5 separate regions of the Homo sapiens genome follow, and all the other regions are linked to region 2. The links are chromatin loops, found by intact Hi-C in ENCODE. Cell type or tissue: heart left ventricle. All regions are shown on one strand. Links, peaks and the distances in the headings refer to the core of each region. The heading gives the core; the rest is flanking DNA.

Region 1 (4,658 bases), core at 280-4,279, 180 kb after region 2:
GAGGCCGAGGCGGGCAGATCGTTTGGGCCCAGGAGTTTGAGACCACCCTGGGCAACATGGTGAAACCCCATCTCTACAAAAAAAATATGAAAAATTAATCAGGCTTGTTAGTGCATGCCTGTAGTCCCAGCTACTTGGGTGGTTGAGGTTGGAGGATCACTTGAACCCAGGAGGTCAAGCCTGCAGTGAGCCGTGATTGCACCACTGCACCCCAACCTGGGTGACCGAGTGAGACCCTGCCTCAAAAAGAAAAAGAGAATGTGGACTGGAACATGGTTCTCAAAGCATAGTTCCCAGATCAGGAGCATTGGCATCACATGGGAACTTGTTGGAAACGCAGATTCTGACTCCCAGCCCACACCTACTGAATGAGAAACTCTGGGAGGGTGGGCCAGAAATTTGTGTTTTGACAAGCCCTCCTGATTATTCTGATACACACTGAAATTTGATACTACTGGACTAAAAGATCTCTGGGCCTCTTACTGTGTCACCAAATCCATCTGGGAAAGCCATTTCCTGTGGTGAGGACTAGTAGGCAGCCCAACGTCTTTTGTAAGAAGTTTACTCTATTGGGCACTATTCTAGGCACGTGGTTTATTTGATATTATTTCATGTTTACAACAAATCAATGAGCTAGGTATTGGTATGCCATTATTAATCCCATTTTACAGATGAAGAAACTAAGCCATGGAGACTAAGTAAATTGCCCAAGGTGCATGCTAATAAGTGGCAGGACTGAGATTTGAACCAGGCAGTTGCACTCCAGAGGCACTGCTTTCTTCTGTTCACTACCTTGTCTGTACCTGTCCCAAGCAGAGGGCGAGGCGTAGATCCTGCAGGATAACTTGTTCAATTCAGGACACACTCAGTGCAAGAAAGACTTGTATAAACTTTTCTAGAGAGATCACTTACATTGCTATTCCAGGGCAAGGATTAAAAATCTTGAGTGTTAAAAAAAAAATCTATTTATAGGATTCATTAGTCTTCCTCTGCAGGATCTTATTAGTCTCCCCTAAGTTTTTGTCTTCTTCTTCTCTTATACACTGTATGAAATATGCGTGGGGGCCAGGCGCAGTGGCTCATGCTTGTAATCCCAGCATTCTGGGAGGCTGAGGCGAGTGGATCATGAGGTCAGGAATTAGAGACCAGTCTGAAACCCTGTCTCTACTAAGATAAAGGACTTGACTAGAGCAAGATCTCAGAGGTATTCTTCCTTCTTTCCCTTTTTTTTCTTTTCTTTTTTTCTTGAGACAAGAGTCTTACTCTGTTGTACAGGCTGGAGTGTAGTTGCGCAATCCCAGCTCACTGCAACCTCTACCTCCTGGGTTCAAGTGATCTCAGCCTCCTGAGCAGCTGGGACTACAGGCATGTGCCACCATGCCTGGCTACTTTTTGTATTTTTAGTAGAGATGGGGTTTCACCATGTTTGGCCAGGCTGGTCTTGAACTCCTGGCCTCAAGTGATCCACCCGCCTTGACCTCCCAAAGTGCTGGGATTACAAGCGTGACCTATGCGTGCCCAGCCTCTTCCTACTTTCTTTTGAGAGCAGGCCAGTCCATTGAGAAATCCATCCTCTGTGTAGCCAAGGTTAGTGGTGTGGCACATGAGCTCCAGAGTTAAATGTCCTGGGTTCAAATTCCAGTCCTGCTGCAGATGAGCCATGTAACCGTGAGCAAGCTATTTAATCTTTTTATTTATTTACTTATTCATTTTTTTGAGACAGGGTCTCACTCTGTCACCCAGGCTGAAGTGCAGTGGCACGATCATGGCTCACTGCAGCCTTGACCTCCCCGGGCTCAGATGATCCTCCTACTTTAGCTTCCTGAATAGCTGGGACCACGGATCCACGTGCCACTACACCTGGCTAATTTTTGCAGGTTTTGTAGAGTTGGGGTTTTACCGTGTTGCCCAGGCTGGCCTCAAACTCCTGAGCTCAAGCGATCCTCCCCACCGACTTGGCCTCAAGCTGGGATAATAGGCATAAACCACTGTGCGTGACCACAAGCTATTTAATCTTGTTAAGTGTTTGTTTTCTTATTTATAGAATGAGGATAATAATTTGAGTAGATATTTTTAAAAATTTGCTTAGCTCTTTCTGGGAAAGGCGATAAGCAGGGAAGGTCTCACCTAATCTCTGCTGGAGAAGGGCTGGGTATTGTGCTGCTTGAGGGGAGCTGCATGTGAGGAGGCTCAGATGCGGTGATGCGGCAGATTCTCTCCTTATTCCTCCCTTCTTTAAAGCTCTTACCCTTCCTAACTCCTTCTCTTGGGTTTCTTAAATACCCACTCAGCTGAAGTCCACATGCTGCCTCCTGCAGGCTGTTTAAGGCTGTGCAGTTATGAAGTCCAAACTGTTCCCTCTTTGTGTGTCCTGGAGGCTTGGAGCTGCAGAAAGCCTGTGGAAAAAAGAGCTTTCTTTTCTTTTTTCTTTTTAAAAATTATTCATCTATTCAGAGGGGAGGCTGTTTTGCAATCTGCACATAATTCTTGCAGCTGCTGCCTGCTGCCCTGACTCACTGCCTCCCTGTTTGCCTCTAGGGTGGTGTTGATGATGAGGTCTCCTTGACTGCGTATGTCACAGCTGCATTGCTGGAGATGGGAAAGGATGTAGATGTAAGTTCTCCTGGCTCCTGCTCTTGATACCCTCCTTCTCATGCGTATTCCTAGAGACATTCACCCATCTTTGTCTCTAGTCACCCTTTTAAGGTCAAGAAGGATAAGATGATTTCCTGATTACTTGCCATTTTTAAAGGAATGCCTTATAAGTTATAGTCTTCATCTTCACTTTTTAGGACCCAATGGTGAGTCAGGGTCTACGGTGTCTCAAGAATTCGGCCACCTCCACGACCAACCTCTACACACAGGCCCTGTTGGCTTACATTTTCTCCCTGGCTGGGGAAATGGACATCAGAAACATTCTCCTTAAACAGTTAGATCAACAGGCTATCATCTCAGGTATGTTGGTCCTGTTGAGAGTTCTTTGAAATTGTGAACATAAGCTGTGAGTTATCTATAATCTCCCTAGTAACCTCTGTCCCACACATGTACTCTAGGATTCATTTTAGTAACAGTTATTAAGTCATCAAATTATTGTTGGGAGGTTTGTGAGAAACACACGCAAGTGCTCAAAGGGCATTTTTATACTTTTTTTTCTTTTCTTTTTGAGACGGAGTCTTGCTCTGTTGCCCAGGCTGGAGTGCAGTGGCGTGATCTCGGCTCACTCCAAGTTCCGCCTCCCGGGTTCACGCCATTCTCCTGCCTCAGCCTCCCCAGTAGCTGGGACTACAGGCGCCCACCACCACGCCCGGCGAATTTTTTGTATTTTTAGTAGAGACGGGGTTTCACCGTGTTAGCCAGGATGGTCTCGATCTCCTGACCTCATGATCCACCCGCCTCGGCCTCCCAAAGTGCTGGTATTACAGGCATGAGCCACCACGCCCGAGTTTCTCTCTTCTTGCCCAAGCTGGAGTGCAATGGCGTGATCTCAGCTCACTGCAACCTCTGCCTCCCAGGATCAAGCAACTCTCCTGCCTCAGCCTCCCGAGTAGATGGGATTACAGGTGTGTGCCATCATGCACAGCTAATTTTTGTATTTTTAGTAGAGAAGGGGTTTCGCCCTGTTGACCAGGGTGGTCTCGAATTCTTGACCTCAGGTGATCCACCTGCCTCGGCCTCCCAAAGTGCTGGGATTACAGGCGTGAGCCACCATGCCTGGCCACATTTTTATACTTTTAATGTGAAGAGAAACTACATTGAAGAAGCTAGTCGGAAAATATATTGGCATTGTGGAATCACCCTTTTGGAGATCTTTGAAAGTGCTTTGATGTAGGACCACTTTAAATATTTTTTAAATTTTTTATTTTACTTTTTATTTTTTTGAGACGGTGTCTTGCTCTGTCACCCAGGCTGGAGTGCAGTGGTGCAATCTTGGCTCACTGCAACCTTTGCCTCCTGGGTTCAAGTGATTCTCCTGCCTCAGCCTCCCGAGTAGCTGGGATTACAGGTGCCCGCCACCACACTGGCTAATCTTTGTATTTTTAGTAGAGAGGGGGTTTCACCATGTTGGCCAGGCTGGTCTCAGAATCCTGACCTCAAGTGATCCGCCCCTCTTGGTCTTCCAAAGTGCTGAATTACAAGCGTGAGCCATTGCACCTGGCCTGGACCACTTTAAATATATTTAGAATACTATTTGAAGTATGACAGATCTTGTAAATAAAATTTTAATGCATTTCATTTATCTGGCTGTGTATTTAAAATTATTCTTCCAGGCAGAAGTGCAGTCTCAGCCTTCATTTATATGAGCGTCATGGCTGAGCTGTCCTCTCACAGGGGGTCAGGTAGTTTTTTCTCTTGTGTCTAAGCAACTCCAGTCATGAAATGTGTGTCCGAGACAATGGGTTAAATACACCTGTTCCACCGTGTATTGGTTTATTGTGATGATCTCTTTTCCATTATCTTGTATTGCAAGCTCACGTTTCCTGTTACGTTCTTCCAATTAGATTGCCCTTCTGTGGTTACTTATTATCTCTAAAATTCTGTTTAATTAGTCTTCTAACGTACAGTCTTCTCATTTCTTATTTATTTTTCTTCAAGTTATCCATTATCTGTCATCTTGGCTGTCACAGAGGTTTCTTTTGGTCTCATTCTATTGGACTGCC
Region 2 (4,658 bases), core at 437-4,436:
CTCACTGCAAGTTCCGCCTCCCAGGCTCACGCCGTTCTCCTGCCTCAGCCTCCCGAGTAGCTGGGGACTACAGGCGCCCGCCACCACGCCCGGCTAATCTTTTTTTGTATTTTTAGTAGAGACGGGGTTTCACCATGTTAGCCAGGATGGTCTCCATCTCCTGACCTCGTGATCCGCCTGCCTCAGCCTCCCAAAGTGCTGGGATTACAGGCGTGAGCCACCGCGCCCAGCCAGCCACCCCTTATTTAGCATAGCATCAAGAAATAACCATAAAATTGGGCAACCAGTCACCCTCGGGGCTGCTCTGTCTTTGGAGTAGCCATTCTTTTATTCCTTTACTTTCTTGATAAACTTGCTTTTGCTTTGCACTGTGGACTCGCCCTGAATTCTTTCTTGCGCGAGATCCAAAAACCCTCTCCGGGGGTTTGGATGGGGACCCCTTTCCTGTAACACCGCTATACTGTCTGGGTTCAGGCATTGAAGTTATTGGACTGCAGAGGGCACTGCCTCATTCAGTTAAGATGAAAAGCGTCGCTAGAGATCTTCCTGAGACAGCCAGGGACTCTCATTCCCAGCAAAATGCCAATTACGGCAGATTTTAATGTGTGACCTTGACCTTCATCTATTACGGAAAGGTCTTCTAAAAAGTTTTGTGTGCTACATCTAAAAGATCCATCTAAAGGAAACAAACTTACAATGAAGCATTGTGTATTACAAGCCCCTTGTTCCTGGGGTCAGAGCTGCTGTTCTTCAGGTCTGGTCTTTTTTTTTTTTTTGAGACAGGGTCTCACTTTGTCACCCAGGCAGAAGTGCAGTGGCACAATCTTGGGCTCAAATGATCCTCCCACCTCAGCCTCCCAAGTAGCTGGGACTATAGGTCCATACCACCACGCCCAGCTAATTTTTGTAGAGATGGGGTTTCACCATAGCATAGGGACACCATTCTTAGGCTGGTCTCAAATTCCTGAGCTCAAGCGATCCACCCTCCTCCGCCTCCCAAAGTACTAGGATTACAGACATGAGCCACTGTGTCTGGCGGTTCTGGTCTTCATATACCAGTGCTTTGAGGGCTGCTGCCAATGTAAACAAACAATTGTACAAAAAAAAAATATGTTGAATAAGTGTGGTATAATAAGAAATACATTTGGTCTTTGGGCCTGGTTCCTGTCACAGAGATCTTAAAATCCTTGGAATTTCCTGAGTGATAAGAGTGTCTTTTGTTATTCACAACAAGCCCCTGATGTTGCGTAACCATCAGTCACACCTGAACTTGTGCTACGTTAATGCATGACGTAAGGTGTGGCTCCTATTCCGGATGAAACTGCTCACGTAAAGACCAAGGGATAAGAGGACTGGAACTATCAGCCCCACCCACTGACCTTCGGGAAGCAGGCTGGAGAGGGGGCTGGAAATAAAGCTCTATAAAAACTCATGAACAGTGGGTCTTGATGAGCTTCCGGGTTTATGGATTCGTGGGCTGCTTCCACCTGCTAGGAGGGTGGTGTACTCTAACTCAGGGACAGAAGCCCCTGTCTGTGCTCAGGACTCTTGCAGACCTCTTTACCTGGCTGTTCATCTTCCATAATCAACTGGTAAGTAATATGTTTTCCTGAATTCTGTGAGGCATTCTAGCAAATGATGGAACTCAAGGAGAAGGTCATGGGAACCCCCAAATTTATAGCTGGTCAGTCGGAAGTACCGGGACTTTCAACTGGCATCTGGGTGGGAGCAGTCTTGTGGGACTCAGCTCTAAACTTGTGGGATCTGACATTGACTGCAGGTAGATAGTGTCAGTATTGAGTTGGATTGTAGGACACCCAGCTGGTGTTGGAGAATAGGTCAGTGTGGGGAAAAAAACTCGCACATCTGGTGTCAAAAGTGTTCTGTGTGAGGGTGTAAAGAAACAAGTGTATTTCTTACAATACATGCATTAAAAAACACATAAAATTAAAGGAATCAGAATTCTTCAAAGTGGAGGGAAGAACATGTAGTTCCTAAATCGGGACACGAGAGGGCAACAAATAACCTCCAGAGTCTTGTCGTCGAACTGCTTTTCTTTCCAAGGGGTTTACACTTCCCGTTGGTTGCTAATATAGTTCATGTAGCAAGAATATTGAACTATGCCTGACAGGATGAAAGGCTCCTAATAACTAAGACCTGTACTTCATTTATAGTCGGTTTCCTTCTCAATGCCAGGCACTGCGTTGAGTACTGATATTTTAAAATGATGAGTCAGTCAAGGAGTCAAGAATTTACTGGGAAATGGCCGGGTGCGGTGGCTCACGCCTGTAATCCCAGCACTTTGGGAGGCCGAGGCGGGCGGATAACGAGGTCAGGAGATCGAGACCATCCTGGCTAACACGGTGAAACCCTGACTCTACTAAGAACACCAAAAATTAGCCGGGCGTGGTGGCGGGCGCCTGTAGTCCCAGCTACTCGGGAGGCTGAGGCAGGAGAACGGCGTGAACCCGGGAGGCGGAGCTGGCAGTGAGCCGAGATCGCGCCACTGCAGCCCCGCCGGGGGGGAGGGAGCGAGATTCCGCCTCAAAAAAAAATAAAAATAAAAATAAATAAATTAAAAAAAAAAAAAAAAAGAAACGAGGTTTCTCCATGTTGGTCAGGCTGGTGTCTTACTCTGACCTCAGGTGATCCGCCGGCCTCAGCCTCCCAAAGTGCTGGGATTATAGGCGTGAGCTACCGCGCCCGGCCTGCAACTACTGATCTTTTTAACATCTCCATAGTTTTGGGTTTTTCCTGAATGTCATATAGTTAGAATCATACAGTATGTGGACTTTTCAGATTGACTTCTTCCACTTAGTAATATGCTCTTAAGGTTCCTCCATGTCTTTTGGAGGCCTGATAGGTCATTTCTTTTTATTGCTGATTAATATCCCATTGTCTGAATATACCACAGTTTATTTATTCCTTCATCTACTGAAGGACGTCTTGATTGCCCACAAGTTTTGGCAATTATGAATAAAGCTGCTATAAACATTCATGTGCAGGTTTTTGTGTGGGCACTAAGTTTCCTCTCCTATGGATGAATACCAAGGAGTATGATTGCTGGATCATATGGTAAGAGTATGTTTAGTTTTGTAAGAAACCACCAATCTGTCTTCCAAAGTGGCTGTCCCATTTTATGTTCTACCAGCAATGAATGGAGTTTCTGTTGCTTCACAGCCTCCCCAGCATTTGGTGGTGTCCGTGTTCTGAATTTTGGCCAATCTAATAGGGGCATAGTGGTATCTTATGTTTTAATTTTTATGCCCCCAATAACATATAATGTGCAGCACCTTTCCATATGCCCATTTGCCATCTGTATATCTTTGATGTGGTTTCTGTTCAGATATTTTGCCCATTTTAAAAATTTAGGTTAAATTGTTGTTTTTAATTGTTCTTGTATTATTTTAAATAATATGCCTTTTCCAGAAGTGTCTTTTGCAAATATTTGTTCCCGGTCTGGCTTGTCTTCTCATTCTCTTGACATTCTCTTTAGCAAAGTAGATGCTTGTAATTTTGGTTTTTTGTTTGTTTGTTTGAGACAGAGTCTCGCTCCTGCCGCCCAGGCTAGAGTGTGGTGGCACGATCTCGGCTCACTGCTACCTCCACCTCCCGGGTTCAAGCAATTCTCCTGCCTCAGCTTCCCAAGTAGCTGAACTTAAAGGCGCCTGCCACCACACCCAGCTAATTTTTGTATTTTTAGTAGAGGTGGAGTTTCACCATGTTGGCCAGGCTGGTCTCAAACTCCTGACCTCAAGTGAACCACCCCCCTCGGCTTCCCAAAGTGCTGGGATTATAGGCTTGAGCCACTGCGCCCCACCAATGTTTGTAATTTTGATGAAGTCAAATTATGAATTTGAGTTCTCAATTATCTCTAAGTTCTTTCAAAGGATTATGCCTTTGGTGTCGTATCTAAAAAGTTATTGCCATACTGAAGGTCATCTAAATTTTCTCTTTTTTTTTTTTAGATGGAGTCTCGCTCTGCCACCCAGGCTGGAGTGCAGTGGCACCATCTCTGCTCACTGCAACCTCTGCCTCCCGGTTCAAGCGATTCTCCTTCCTCAGCCTCCCGAGTAACTGTGACTACAGGCACACGCCACCACACCCAACTAATTTTTGTATTTTTAGTAGAGCTGGGCTTTCACTATGTTGGCCAGGGTGGTCTGGAATTCCTGAGCTCCAGTGATCCACCCGCCCCCGCCTCCCAAAGTGTTGGGATTACAGGCATGAGCCATCACACCCGGCCTAAATTTACTCCTATGTTATCTTTTAGGAGTGGTATCTTTTGCATTTTGCATATAGGTCTGTGATCCATTTTGAGTAAATTTTTGTGAAGTGTGTAAGGTCTGTGTCTACTGTGTAGATTCTTTTTCTTTTTTTCATGTAAATGTCCAGTTGTTCCAGCACTTTTATTTTTTGAGACAGAGTCTCACCCTGTTGCCCAGGCTGGAGGGCAGTGGCACAGTCTCGGCTCACTGCAACCTCCCAGGTTCAAGTGATTCTCTCACCTCGGTCTCCTAAGTAGCTGGGACTACACGTGCATGCCACCACGCCCAGCTAGTTTTTTTGTATGTTTTGTAGAGACGGGGTTTCACCACGTTGTCTAGGCTAGTCTTGAACTCCTGAGCTCAGGCAGTCTGCTCACCTCGGCCTTCCAA
Region 3 (4,658 bases), core at 171-4,170, 98 kb after region 2:
TGCATATATGTCTATAATTAAGTATTTCAGAGTGTGAATTTTTTGGCTTTGTTTTTGTTTTGGGTTTGTTTGTTTCTTCCATTGTGCTACTCTGGCTTAAGCTTTTTCAGGGGTTGGTGTTCCGAATACACAGTGAGCTCACAGTATAAAGACATCAATTAGGAGTTGACAGGTATGGAAAACTAGAGTTTTGAAAGGTAAAATTAGGCTCTAGGTTATATATATGGTAAAAACTCAACATAGCATTCATTTTACCTTAGTGCTTCTCTCTGTGACTTTATAAAAGTGAAAGGGAATAGTAAGACGAAGATAATACAAAAAAATTTAGTTCTTTTAGGAGCAATGTGATTTCAGAACTAATCGTTTTAGCATTTCTAAGATACTAGTTCTAACAAGGAGATGTGAGCAGTTTGAGATTATCAGAAAATCATGGTTTAAACCTTCAAAAATTACAGGTTTGAACAGATAGGAGGACATTTCTGAAGCACAAGATGGCTAAGCACATTAACCAAGGACATAAAATGTCAGGGATAGGACTACAACTCGTCCATTTTAATAGCCTTTCTGTTAGGTAATAAACTAAACTATCCTCTCCTCCGTCTTTACCCCAGTCTACCTACCCATTCTTCCTTTCTCCTATACTTCCTAAAGTTTTAGTTCTGAGCTTTTATTATTTTGGGATATTGTCATCTTTCTAATAGGTAGAATTTTAGTGAAAGTAATCAGGACCTTTTCAAGATAGACTTCTGCATAATTTCATCCTGTGGCTTTGGACGTACTATCCAAAGAGGCTGTACATCCAGCAAGTCACTAGTTAGTGAATAGGAATTCTTGGCGTGTAATGCCATTTCTTGTAGCTGAAGGAAGACATGTGATAAGTGATTAACCTGTTCTGTGCTTCAGTTGACTCTTATAAGGACAGTCATTCCCTTTAAGCATCTTAAGACAAAAATATTTATCTGTTGAATTGGAATTTACTAACAGAGGGAATTTGAATTGGAATTTACTTCCAGCTGCACTCATGCAAGAATTTGTGATGTATACTAAAAAATAAAAAAAGGCTCATTCAGGAGAGCCTTGTACTCAGCAAGAGTGGCTAACATTAGAGCATACAGACTATGTGATTGTATAAGGCATGGAGAGTTAAACAACCTCCAGTCAGCTGCCTGTTTGAATACCACTGACTTGTTAAGAATGATCTTGCTTTTAGATTTTACCATATTCAAACTTATTAGGTGAGCCTTATATAGCATATATACCTGGCTGCTATTGTGGGGTTTGGGAACATGAGGGGTGGGGTGAACTGTTGTTGTTTTAGGTTTCAGTCAGACAGACATCCCTGTGCCTCAGTTCCCAGAAGCACAGCAGGCCTCTAGGAGCATCCGTGGGAACGGCGCAGTCCTGACATCACCAACTCTCCTGCTCAGGCTCATCCCATATACAGAGGTCAAAGGGTGGGGTTTGAGATCGGGGGAAGGAATGAGAAAGTAGAAGCAATGTCACTTCAGTGCCACTGTTGACTAGTCTTTGGTGCTTATGTCAGTATTTGTTTTATTTCCTGATTTTTTTAAAGTTGGCAAAACTACATATTTTTATCTTGATGAAGGCAGTGGGAGGGTGGAACAAAAACAAGCCATTACTGCTATTTCTAGTTCATTTACTGGAGACTGTCCCTTAATAGCTAATGTAGAATAAATTTGAAACATAGACCTAGATGACAAAAAGAATGGGAATAGAAATGAATCTCAGGATTTGAACAAACAGAAGACGTTTATGCTGTGTTGATGCCCAGTTCTACAACTGCTATTACATTTGTCATTCTGTCTCCCCTTTTCCCCTAATTCTTTTATGTATGTATGTATACAGTTTGAGGAAATGTGCATCTATGGTCAGTCCTTTTTAAAAGACTTAATGAATTTATTACTCTTTTGCAAAAAATATACCCACTGCTTATATGGGCATACAAATGCTACCCTATTTTAAATGTAGGTGGCGTATGTGTTCGTGTTTTAATGTATTCAGAGCCATTGGGCAATAAGCAGTCCAGAACATTGAAAACTCAAGCAGGTAAAGCACCTAACACCCTTAGTTTCTAGAATTACTTTAAAAAACTTTTATATTGCTGCATCTTCCACAGTTCTTTGGGTAGTCTCTGAACTTAAAATTTGTAGGAGTTGTAGACTACCTAAATTTTTAAGTTATGGTATTTGTTCATAGGTTGTAGGGGTAGGTAAAGAAGGAAACAGACAAGAAAATGGCTTCTTGAGGTGGCAGCTGCTGAGTGGCTAAATCTTACCACTTTCTTTCTACTTTTTTTGGAAATTTTCCCAGCTTAGCATGAACATGGATCATACAGTGTTTGATTTTATGTGATTGAGATTTTTGTTTTTTATTTTTGGAGGGAAGGTCTTGGAGAAACATTAAAAAGTTGGTGTATGTGCAAAAATACGAAATGTTAAACAAAGGAATTTTTTCTTATTTAATCTGAATGGTAAGCAAGAACTTTTTCTATATACCCTTCTGCTGCAGCAGACAACTAAACTGGTAGGTGGCAGCAGAGGAAGGAATTCTTCAGATTGATGGCTACTGACTTAAAGTCTGCATAGGAGAAGAGATAGAGCATGACATACCAAGTGAAGCAAGGGGGACAAAAATGGAAACAGGACTAAGATTCCTGCATTTTGACTCTAAATGGTAAGTTATCTTTAACTAAGAATGTGTTTTTAGTCTGATAGCAATGTTATATAAATTATATGATTGGTACTATGGCATGTAATCATAAATGCCTGTAGGTCCTTGCCTTAACGTTGAATTTGACCTCACTGGTAAACTGTCATTCTTTACTTTGAATAATAACTAATAGTATGTAAAATTAGGATTTTTCTCCTCAGCATGTTGGTATATGTGACCTTTAATTATGGCAAAATTATGTGGACAGTAAATCTGAATGTTTTTAATTTGCAAGATAAATAAAATATGCATTGTTAATCATTTTATACAAATAAAAGGTTCTGGCCACGTACTGTGGCTCACGCCTGTAATCCTAACACTTTGGGAGACTGAGGAGAGTGGATCACCTGAGGTCAGGAGTTCAAAACTAGCCTGGCAAACATGGAGAAACCCCATCTCTACTAAAAATACAAAAATAAGCTGGACGTGGTGGCGGGCACTTGTAATCCCAGCTACGCGGGAGGCTGAGGCAGGAGAATCGCTTGAAACCCAGGAGGCAGAGGTTGCAGTGAGTGGAGATCAAGTCACTGCACTCCAGCCTGGGCAACAAGAACAAAACTCCATCTCAAATAAATAAAAATCAAAACTAAAAGATTCTTCCCTTTTTAGTGGGAGCTTTGGGAGATAACAAAGAGTATAATTGGAAAAAAAATTACTGAGGGTGGCGTGATCTCTTCCAGCTGGCTATCTAGGTCAAGACCCATTTCTTTGTCACTGTGCCATGTTCCACTCTGCCATCAGTTCCACCCTGCCTGTTCACCTTTCTCTCTTGCTTATCTGGCTGGGCTTTTCCCCTGTTCCTCTATCTCTCCCTGTCTTTGTGCCTCTCCCTTATCCAAGTCTGTTTGTAAGCTGCTTTTTCTCACATTCAGTCCTGAATTTTAATTATCCGATGTTGCCATTTTCCATCTCTGCCTGCCTGTTTTTCCTAAGAGAGTGTGCATGTCTGTCTTTCTCTTCCTCCCTCTCTCCCCACTTTTCATTTGCATTCTTCATTAGAATTTGACTAGACTGAATAGAAATTAAATGATACTTTGAAGTTCTCTAGAATTAAAGAATGTAAATTTCAATTAAATTTATAGAATGTAAATGTCAATTAAATTTATAAGATGCAGACCTGTTTATTCACCCAACTACTTATTTAACTATAGTATCTGTTGTTTCTGGCAACCAAGCTGTGTATGATCAGTTGGACAGAAATGAAAGGCATATGGTTCTTATCTTATTTCAGCTTTTTTTTTTTTTCCTTTTTTCCTTGAGACAGGGTCTCACTCTTTCTCTACTGTACTTGAGCCTGGGTGACAGAACAGTAATTTTGATTACTATATAAAAATTTTAATGCTTTAGAACTGAAAGAAAATGATAAACTTGAGTTTTAATCTGAATCAAAAATTGTTTTTTTCTGTAATTTATTGTTAAGTTAACCTGGAACACAAGAGAGCATTTAACTTGAATTTTGTTTGTCTAGGCATATTGGCACAATAATTTTGTTTTATTTTGTATGTTCTACAAGGAATTTTTGTTAGATTTTTTCTTTTGGTACAATTTTTCTGACTAAAATGCAGCATAATTGTCTTTATTATAGGATTGCTAAGGAGTAATAGTACGGAGACATCTTTGTGGTTTTATACACACACACATATATATATTTAACATAAGCTGTCTAAAATAAGTCACAAAACTTGCAGATTAGAAAAGGAAGCACATTTTGGCTGTTTTGGTGTCAGCATCTTAATTAAGTAGAAAATATTATGGACCTATAAATTGAACTTGCGACTGTTCACTCACTAGAGAGAACAATTTCCAGGGAGTTAGAATAGTTTTTCCTGAAGGAGAGTCAAATAAATTTGGGAAATAAGGTTGCTCTTGTAAAACAGTAATAGATTTAGCTTTTATTTTTTAATGATAAGAACATTAAATGTCTTCTA
Region 4 (4,658 bases), core at 172-4,171, 370 kb after region 2:
AGAACAAGGGAAATGAATAAAAAACAATTAAAATAAGGTAGAGATTAAATCTAAATATATGAATGATTAATTAGAATGTGAATAGTCTAAATACATCAATTTAAAAGACAGACTATTAGAGTGGATAAGAAAACAAGACTCAATTATATGTAGTCTACAAAAAACTCACTGTAAATATAAAGGATAGATTGAAAATAAAGGATGGAGAAAAATATGCCAAGTTAACACTAATAATAATAATAAGGCTGAAGTAGCTATATTAATTTCAGACAAATCACATCTTAGAGCAAGGAAAAAGGGGCCAATTCTCCAAGAAGTCATAACAATCCTGAGTTTTTGTATACTTAACAACAGCGGTCAAAATATGTGGAGGCAAAAACCGATAGAACTGCAAGGGAAAATATACAAGTCCACTATTATAGTTGGAGACTTCAATACCCATTTATCAGTAACTGACAGATCCAGCAGAAGGAAAACCAGTAAGCATATAGTTGAATTGAATAGCACAATCAATCAGTTGGTGCTAATTGATATTCACAGGATATTTCATCCAACAACAGTAGAATACACATTTTTCTCAAGCTCACATGGAACATTCTTAAAGATGGGTCATATCCTAGTTCCAAAACACAACTTAATAAACTTAAAAGAATAGAAATCAAACAAAGTATGTGCTCAGAAAACAATGGAAATAAATTAGAAGTCAATAACAGAAAGATAGCTAGAAAATTCCAGAATATGTGGAGATTAAATAACATACTTCTAAATGACATATAGGCCCAAGAAGTCTTACGAGAAATTTAAAAAATATGTTGAACTAAATAAAAATGAAAACAAGTAACTAAGAAACGCTTCCTAACCCATTCTATGAGAACAACATTACCCTAATACCAAAACTAGAGAAATACAAGATAAGAAAAGTACAGATTAATATCTCTACTGAACAAAAATCCAAAAATCCTCAACAAAATATTAGAAAACCAAACCCAACAATGTGTAAGAATAGTTATGTGCAATGAAGAGTGGGATTTATTCTAGATATGCATGGCTAGTTCAGCATTCAAAAATCATTTAATGTAATCCATCACATATAACAGGCTAAAGAAAAAAACTTTTGGTCATATGAGTAAATACAGAAAAAGCATTTGACAAATTCAACACTCATTCTGGATAAAAACTCTCCAAACTCAACTGTATATAGAACATCTACAAAAAATCTACAGCTAACGTTATAATTAATGGTGAGAGACTAGATACTTTCCCCTCAAATCCTGAACAAGACGGGGATGTCTACTCTTACTACTCCTAGTCATCATTGTCCTGGAATTCCTAGCTAATGAAATAAGAGAAGAAAATAAAATGAAAGGTATACAGACTGGTAAGGAAGAAATGAAACTGTTTTTGTTCACAGATTACATGATTGGCTAGGTAAAAAATCTTGAAGGAGTTGAACCTTTGGGGCAGGGTTACCTGGCTTTTGATTTTAAAAGAACAAACAAGAGAAAAACAGAATTTGAGAAGGAAGAAAGCCAATTAAGAGACAGAAGTTTATGCTGAGAGGGACTTTCCCCAGGCTAAAATGATTCTTTTAGTCTGGACAGAGAAAGGTCAGTGAGTCCCTTCAGAGCAGGGACCTACTCTAGTTTCTGGTACTCTCTGAGTAAGTATCAGGGCTTCAGAAGGAAGGTCTGCATGGAGCACTTGGAAGGTTGGGTTCCAGGCCCAGCTGCTTGTTCTTGGTCAAAGATTCCTATCCTCTGGGCCCACAATGTGGCCACAGAGTGGTGGATCTAGAATGGTCATGTGGACTACAGACAGATGCCGGTGGCGGAGTGGGTGCCATATCTTGATCCTGTATTTGGTCACCAGGTAGGAAGGACCCAAAATGTCTGAGATAAATTTCCTGTCAGTCCAATGGAGCTGGGGTTTAGAGTCATATTTTATTTACAAAAAATAAAGGGATGTGGTATTTCTTGTAGAATACATTGTTTCTAAGAAAATAAAACTTAAAGCAAAAATCAGCTATTTCCAGGGTTGTGAATGCAATTCTGCCCATAGATAAGGATGATTTGTGCTAGTACCTTATTTTATCTTCTCATTTCAGGTTTCTATGGTTATTTTACTCCTCTCTTCTCTGTTCCCATTGCCTAAGTTTATTTTTATTTTTATTTTTTACGAGATTTTTAATGAAGTAGCAGCACTCAACTTTTTTAACCTTTGCTGCCACCCTGTGGCTATCTTTTATTACTGTATATGAAAGGGGCATCTTGGAGCTTCTGCTAAGCCATCCAAACAGGAACAAGTAAGTGTAGGGGAAGCATATAAAAAACGTATTTGAAAATAATACTGCTCGGTATCTGGGGCATGAATCTGATATATGCTATACGTGTCTTATGTATCAGTATATGTCTTTCAGAATGCTATTAGTCTGTGTCTAACCTTATCATAGTACTCCCCCATTCCTCACTTCAAATCAAGATGCATAACTACGCTGGGAACACAGTAATTGTTGATCCTGACTTGCCACCTAGTGTCAATTATTGATTTTAATAAACTTCAGAAAAAAAATCTTCGTAGGAAGCTGAACCTGAAATCTACAGTAGACTTAATTATTAAAATAGAGCTCTTTGTAGACTTTCAGTTGGTCTAAAACGTGTCACATTGGTGCAAAGCATTTTGGCTCTCCCTAAGCGGTAAGAAATACAGTTTTAAGAAGTGGAATATCCTTATAGCCCATTTTTCAGGAAAATTTTCCATGAGAAATAAGGATGACTGTAATAATCTCCTTGCCACCTGTCTCTCTCACACTAGCTCTGCCACTTGTTATCATCCTAAACAAAATCTGATCTTGCCGCTGTGTTGTCTCTAAAAGATTTCATTAGCTTCCTATTAATGGCAGTGGCTGCTTGCTATCATGCCCCATGCAGCCAGTGGGAGCTTCGCCTCTTCTGAGTTGGGGTGGGGGCTCCCCAAGGTGCTGCTGCAGCCCTGCAAACCTCAGTCCTCCAAACCTCAGCTGCAGACCCAGGCTTCCTGCTCTATGAAGCAGGCAGGAGCCCCGTCCTCCTGGGTGGGGCTACAGCCGCCCAAATGCGCTTGTGGATATGAGCCTCCCTGTGCTCCCGGAGGGGGCCGGGAGTAGGCAGGATCTGCTCTTTTGGGTGCAGCTGCAGCTGCCCAATCCTCAGCTGCAGACCTGGGCCTCGCGCTCCACGGAGCAGGCAGGAGCCAGGGACACGTGGGAACCTCCCCCCTTTCAAGTTGGCGAGGTGGGAGCTCCCCTGGCGCAGGACCTGGGCATCTCTGCAGTGTGCACCCTCATGGGCCCAGGAAGGTCCCTCCCACACTCCTGTTCGCAAGCTCAGGGGTGTCTGCTTCCACTGCCTGGCCTCTCTCTGCTCCTGGCACTGGCTTGGATCTTGGAATGAGGACTTGGGAGCCATGAATGGTGGCAGGAGGCAGAGTCCTGGGAGGAAGGGGGCGGGCCCCCAGTAAGGCCCCACCTTCAGATCAGGAAGGGCCTGAAGGCTGGGGGCCAGGCTGCCAGTCCCACCAACTGGAGTGGGGACTTGTAGTGCCTCTTCCTGCCCACCCATGGTGCCCATGGACCAATCGGCACACACTTCCTCCCCTCCGAGGTCCATAAAAGCCCTGGGCTCAGCCAGAACAAGATAGGATGGAGAGAACGGAGAGAGGACTCAATGGGAAGACCAGCTGCAGAAAGGAACCACCCTCTCTGCTCAGAGCTTCAGAGACTTCCAGAGACGGGATTACCAGCTGCAGAGAGGAGTAACTCTTTCCAAGAGGCCAGCTGCAGAGAGGAGCAGCCCCCTCCAGGGCTTCCTCTCTGCTGACAGCAGATGTCAGGATGACCTGTCTACAGAGATGACACAATGGGAAGACCAGCTGCAGAGAGGAACTACCCTCTCTGCTGAGAGATTCAGAGACCTGCAGAGGCGAGCAACCCTTTCCAGGAGGCCAGCTGCGGAGAGGAGCAATCCTCTCCACGCTTCCTGTCTGTTGATGGCAGACGTCAGGACAACCTGTCTACAGAGAGCTAGCCACTGCAGGTCTCCTCTGAGCTGTTCTAACGCTTAGTATAGCTCATCTTTGTCTTGTTCACCCTTCACTTGTCTGCATACGGGAAAATCAACACCCCCAAAAATCCCCTAAGACCATTACTTATAAAATAACATGAAAACTTCTGTTAACACGCTTGATAAATGAGTCTCAACTGATTTCTCTAGCCTCACTTTTTATCACTGCCATCAACACTGTCCTGACTTTTCAACATTAAACCATGTCTAACTCTTTTAGCATAGGCCCCAATTGAGAACTGCTCTGTTTTCTGTCCTAAGCCTTACTTAGATCTTTTCATTGCAATTAGACAAAAATATCAGAGTATTAAGAGTCAGAGACCAATCAACAGGATGTTCTCTGTTCCTTCGTTTCCCACCAAATACAGCACTATGCACGAAGGTGGCATTCTCTATTGTGTCCATTTGTTGGGGAGCCCTGCAAATCTGGGCCCCAGCTGATGCAGCTCTCTTGTGATTGAGATTTACAACAGGAATCTCATGTGCCTTATATAAGAGCGTCTGCAGGCATGGCTGGATCCAATTCTGAGGATGGAGATTCTCTGACCCTTTTATTAAATA
Region 5 (4,658 bases), core at 185-4,184, 210 kb after region 2:
TCTCAAACTCCTGACCTCAAGTGATCCTCCCGCCTTGCCTTCCAAAATGCTGGGATTACAGGCATGAGCCACTGCACCTGGCCAAAAAATATTACACATAATAAAAAGTAAAAACTAGAAGCACATTTTCTAATGACATGAATGTGGTTGGGATTTTTTTCAATTATCCAATAATATATTAGTGCATACATTCACAGATGATTATTGCTTATTTCTTTTTTTCTTTTTTTGACATGGAGTCTCACTCTGTCCCCCAGGCTGGAGTGCAGTGGCACAATCTCAGCTCACTGCCACCTCCACCTCCTGGGTTCAAGTGATTCTCCTGCCTCTGCCTCCTGAGTAGCTGGGACTACAGGCGCCTGCCACCACGCCTGGCTAATTTTTGTATTTTTAATAGAGATGGGGTTTCACCATGTTGGCCAGGCTGGTCTCGAACTCCTGACCTCAAGTGATCTGCCCACCAAAGTGCCGGGATTACAGGTGTGGGCCACCATGCCTGGCCCATAATTTGCTTATTTCTAGAATGAGACAAGAATCAAGATTAATTGTATTCCAATTTTTAATTTCTTCAGGTATATTATTTGAGAAATCTCACTCATATAAATAAGAGTAGAAGGCATTTAGCTTTAGCAATGCCAGTGAATTTTGTGAACTCTTTCAAGTTATATACCAAAACCTTATAATAATCTTTCATCAAAAACTGATTTATCAGCACTCAACTTGATTAGATGCTCCTTTAATTTGGTTGAAAGAATTATAAATCTTGACTTCCAAAAAGATTTTTCATGAAAGTACTTTATCTACACAAAGTGACAATATTTCAAATTATCTTTGGTGGTCAAGAGGGGGTATGTGTGTGTGTGTGTGTATGTGTGTGCCCTAGAACAGCATACCATGGAAGGAATGAGAGTTGCAGTAACCTTTTGTAAAGTGAGCAGGGAGAGGGGAAAGAAGATGCTTTGACACGTAGAGAACATTCTTGGTGAAGTGTCAAGATGGAGACTGCATCTGGAAGTCAAAATCTGGAAATTTCAGCCCTGTCCATGTTGGAAAGGCTTTGTACACCCCAGAGATACATGTACTCCAGTTTGAAAATTGCTGATGTAGTGTGTATCTAGTGTCAATCAGCCTGTGTTCAAATAACAGCTCTACATCTTGCTAGCTGAATGACTTTGGGCAATTTATTTAGCCTAACTATACCTCAGTTTCCTCCTTGGTAAAATGGGAGTGATAATACCTCAAAGAGTGGTAGTGAAGATAAAATTATCTACGTAAAGTACTTAAAACTGATAGGGAGGAAGGGAGGGATTGCAAATTAGCACAAGAAAGCTTTGGGGGTGATATGTTCCATTATCTTGATTATGGTGATAGTTTCATGGTTGAATACATGTTAATATTCATCAGATTGTACACTAAATATGTGCTGTTATTGTATACCAATTTTACCTTAGGAATGCTGTATTAAACCTGGGCACAGTGGCTCACGCCTGTAATCCCAGCACTTTGGGAGGCTGATGCAGGTGGATCACTTTGAGCTCAGGAGTTCGAGACCAGTCTGGCCAACATGATGAAACCCCATCTCTACTAAAAATATAAAAATTAGCCTGGAGTGGTGGTGCACACCTGTAATCTCAGCTACTTGGGAGGCAGGAGATTTGCTTGAACCTGGGAGGCGGGGGTTGCAGTGAGCTGAGATCACGCCACTGCACTCCAGCCTAGGTAAAAAAGCAAGACTCCGTCTCAAAAAAAAAAAAAAAAGAAAAGAAAAAAAGAAGAATGCTGTTTTAAAATCTTTCATTTTTTATTTTTAAAAAATAGGGACAGGGTTTCACCGTGTTGCCCAGGCTTTTCTCAAACTCCTAGACTTAAGCTGTCCACTGGCTGCAGCCTTCCAAAGTCCTCGGATTACAGGCTTGAGACTCTGTGCCCGGCCTGTTTTAAAAATCTTAATTGGCATTTAATATATATTCAATAAATATTAGCTATTATTGTGAAGAGAGATTCTGGACCTTTCTTGCCAGGAGGTAAAATTTCCACTCTCAATGTAGGCCCCTGTTGTTTCACTGGGACCTTTCTCCCCTCTCTACAGCTTTCCCCTTCCCCAGCCCCAGGAAAGGTGGAGGCGCCACCTTCTGGTCAGAAAGGAGATTACACAATGGTGTCCTGCTTTTAAACTTTTTGTTTTGTTTTAGCATTTATTTTCGAATAGACAATACACGCCCACGTAAAAATTCAAAGGTCCTAAGAGACACCTTCCACATTTCTTCTCTCAGTTCCCTCCTCGGATGTAACCTATACTATTACTTTTGCCAAATGTCAGCGCCCTGAAATACACCACCCGAAATCTCACAGATAGGCAAAGCTGGAGTTTATTCATGTCTTAGCAAGGGAGCACACCGCCTTGCGGAAACTTGAGCAGCATCTGGGAGGGGAGGGCAAAGGGAGGATATTTATGAGGTTCTAGGTTGGATTAAGGTGGGTCTTTCAGTGAAGGGCTCTGATTAAGTTTGGGTACGGATCATGATTTAGCAAGGTGAGGGCTTAAAAAAGTTTTGGAGCATGAATAATCATTTGATAACTGTACTGGAAAGCTAAGCAATTTAAAATACGTTGTCTGGATATTCCTGAAATGAACAATAACATTATTTAAAAGTTTTATTTTAAAAAGTTTTTTCAGTTAAAAAAAATTAAAGGCATAAGTATGATACAAAGGACTTTGGGGACTTGGGCGGAAAGGGTGGGAAGGGAGAGAGGAATAAAAAACTACAAATTGGGTTCAGTGTATACTGCTCGGGTGATGGGTGCACCAAAATCTCACAAATCACCACTAAAGAACTTACTCATGTAACCAAATACCACCTGTGCCCCAATAACCTATGGAAATAAAAAGTTTTTAAAAATTTCATTTTGTGAGTGCAGAGTAGGTATATGGGATACATGAGATGTTTTGATACAGGCGTGTGATGTGTAATAATCACATCCGGGTAAATGGGATATCTATGACCTCAAGCATTTATCCTTTGTGTTACAAACAATACAATTAGGCCAGGTACAGTGGCTCACGCCTGTAATCCCAGGACTTTTGGGAGGCTGAAGTGGGTAGATCACTTGAGGTCAGGAGTTGGAGACCAGCCTGGCCAACATGGCAAAACCCCATCTCTGCTGAACATACAAAAAGTAGGCGGGCGTGGTGGCGGGCGCCTGTAATTCCAGCTACTCAGGAGGCTGAGGCAGGAGAATTGCTTGAACCTGGGAGGCAGAGGTTGCAGTGAGCCAAGACTGAGCCACTGCACTCCAGCCTGGGTGACAGAGTGAGACTCTGTTTCAAGAAAAAATAATAATACAATTGTACTTTTAGTTATTTTAAAATGCACACTAAATTATTATTGATTAGAGTCACTCTGTTGTGCTATCAAATACTACATTTTATTCATTCTATTTTTTTGTACCCATTACCCATTCCCATTACAGCTTTTATTTTTGGGGCAAGGGCTTCCTGAAATACTAAAGTCTTGTTGGTAAAGACAGTAGAATAGCAAAGTCAAGCTAATGTAGGCAGTAAAGTGTGTGGGTGGGGCTTGGCTAATTCTCAGTTTCTGGTATATCTTTTCAGAGATATTCTGTGCTTATTCAACTATACATGTATAAATTTCTTTTATTATTATTTTTATCTTTTTATTTTTTTTTGAGACAGAGTCTTGCTCTGTCACCCAGGCTGGAGTGCAGTGGCACGATCTCGGCTCAGTGCAACCTCCGCCTCCCAGGTTCAAGTGATTCTTCTATCTCAGCCTCCCAAGTAGTTGGGATTATAGGCTCCCACCACCAAGCCCAGACAACTTTTTTGTATTTTTAGTAGAGACAGGGTTTCACCATGTTGGCCAGGCTGGTCTCACACTCCTGACCTCAAGTGATCCTCCCCTCTCGGCCTCCCAAAGTGCTGGGATTACAGGTGTGAGCCACCGTGCCCAGCCTATACATGTATAAATTTAAGAAATGTGATATTTTCCCCTTTACCAGTTGTTGCAGAAATCCAGAAACTGAGTATGAGATATTCCTTAAATAATGGCGATCCAACAGCGTTTGCTCTGTGGTGATATGTGATGTACTTTCCCAAAGTACGTATATTTACGTATTTTGTGTTGAATGGAATTACCGTTTGAGGTATTCTAGTGTTTTCCCTCTCAGCAATTTATCTAACAGATTATGGTTTTGGCAAAATCTGTGGGGCACATTTTCTTATTCCTGGTTTCCTCTTTTCCATCACAAAGCAGAGTACAGGGCTGAGTGGCAGGGGACAGAAATAATTATTCCATAAGCACTGAAATCTGAAGGCCAGCAGAGGGGCCTTCATTAAGTGCGAATCTGTTGGGCACCCACTGAGTAGTGAACAGGATGAATGTGACAACCACACTCCCTGCCCTTCCCAGGCTTGCAGCTTAGTGAGGGAGAGCAACACTGCCTGCCCTTCATTAGGGGGATGAATGTGACAAAGCACAGTCAGGTTGTGGGAACCTAACCTAATCTTTGGGCTGAATTAAGAATTCCCAGAAGTGACACTCAAGTTGCAAGATGAAGAATAAGCAGGAATGAGACAGGTGAGGGGTGCGGTGTGGGAGGATTGTTCTTGTAAGGGGAGATAGCCTATGCCTTCTCTGGAA

The links. A loop is a pair of places that touch in the nucleus more often than their neighbours do. Peaks named below come from ENCODE experiments on the same cell type or tissue, not always from the same donor. Only the 100,000 strongest peaks of a DNase experiment are listed, where the experiment ranks them.
Region 1: a loop joins it to region 2, with 2.6 times the contacts of the local background. A loop is called at or near these places in 29 of 110 quality-filtered maps.
Region 3: it touches region 2 in a loop (2.5-fold over the local background); 14 of 110 quality-filtered maps call a loop at or near these places.
Region 4: a loop joins it to region 2, with 5 times the contacts of the local background. A loop is called at or near these places in 59 of 110 quality-filtered maps.
Region 5: a loop joins it to region 2, with 12 times the contacts of the local background. A loop is called at or near these places in 87 of 110 quality-filtered maps.

Annotation. Positions count from the first base shown.
Region 1 is chr12:8,858,343-8,863,000 of GRCh38, forward strand. It overlaps A2ML1 (alpha-2-macroglobulin like 1), which reads left to right. Exons shown (of 36, transcript NM_144670.6): 27 at 2,539-2,613; 28 at 2,793-2,955. Among named protein-coding and RNA genes, the nearest start is that of A2ML1-AS1, 29 kb to the left of the region's middle. In heart left ventricle, for the core only: a CTCF peak has its summit at 2,312 (motif pointing left); no DNase peak of the experiment used is centred there.
Region 2 is chr12:8,680,227-8,684,884 of GRCh38, forward strand. It overlaps a transcript of RIMKLB not described here. Among named protein-coding and RNA genes, the nearest start is that of RIMKLB, 15 kb to the right of the region's middle. In heart left ventricle, for the core only: CTCF peaks have their summits at 522 (motif pointing right) and 2,002 (motif pointing right); no DNase peak of the experiment used is centred there; H3K27ac peaks cover 704 bases.
Region 3 is chr12:8,778,046-8,782,703 of GRCh38, forward strand. All of the region lies in intron 1 of A2ML1-AS1 (A2ML1 antisense RNA 1), which reads right to left. It also overlaps a transcript of RIMKLB not described here. Among named protein-coding and RNA genes, the nearest start is that of LINC02972, 7.9 kb to the right of the region's middle. In heart left ventricle, for the core only: a CTCF peak has its summit at 2,559; no DNase peak of the experiment used is centred there.
Region 4 is chr12:9,047,499-9,052,156 of GRCh38, forward strand. It overlaps a transcript of KLRG1 not described here. Among named protein-coding and RNA genes, the nearest start is that of LINC00612, 15 kb to the right of the region's middle. In heart left ventricle, for the core only: a CTCF peak has its summit at 2,236 (motif pointing left); a DNase peak (open chromatin) is centred at 3,490.
Region 5 is chr12:8,888,617-8,893,274 of GRCh38, forward strand. No RefSeq gene overlaps it. Among named protein-coding and RNA genes, the nearest start is that of PHC1, 24 kb to the right of the region's middle. In heart left ventricle, for the core only: CTCF peaks have their summits at 2,138 (motif pointing left) and 2,337; no DNase peak of the experiment used is centred there; H3K4me3 peaks cover 548 bases.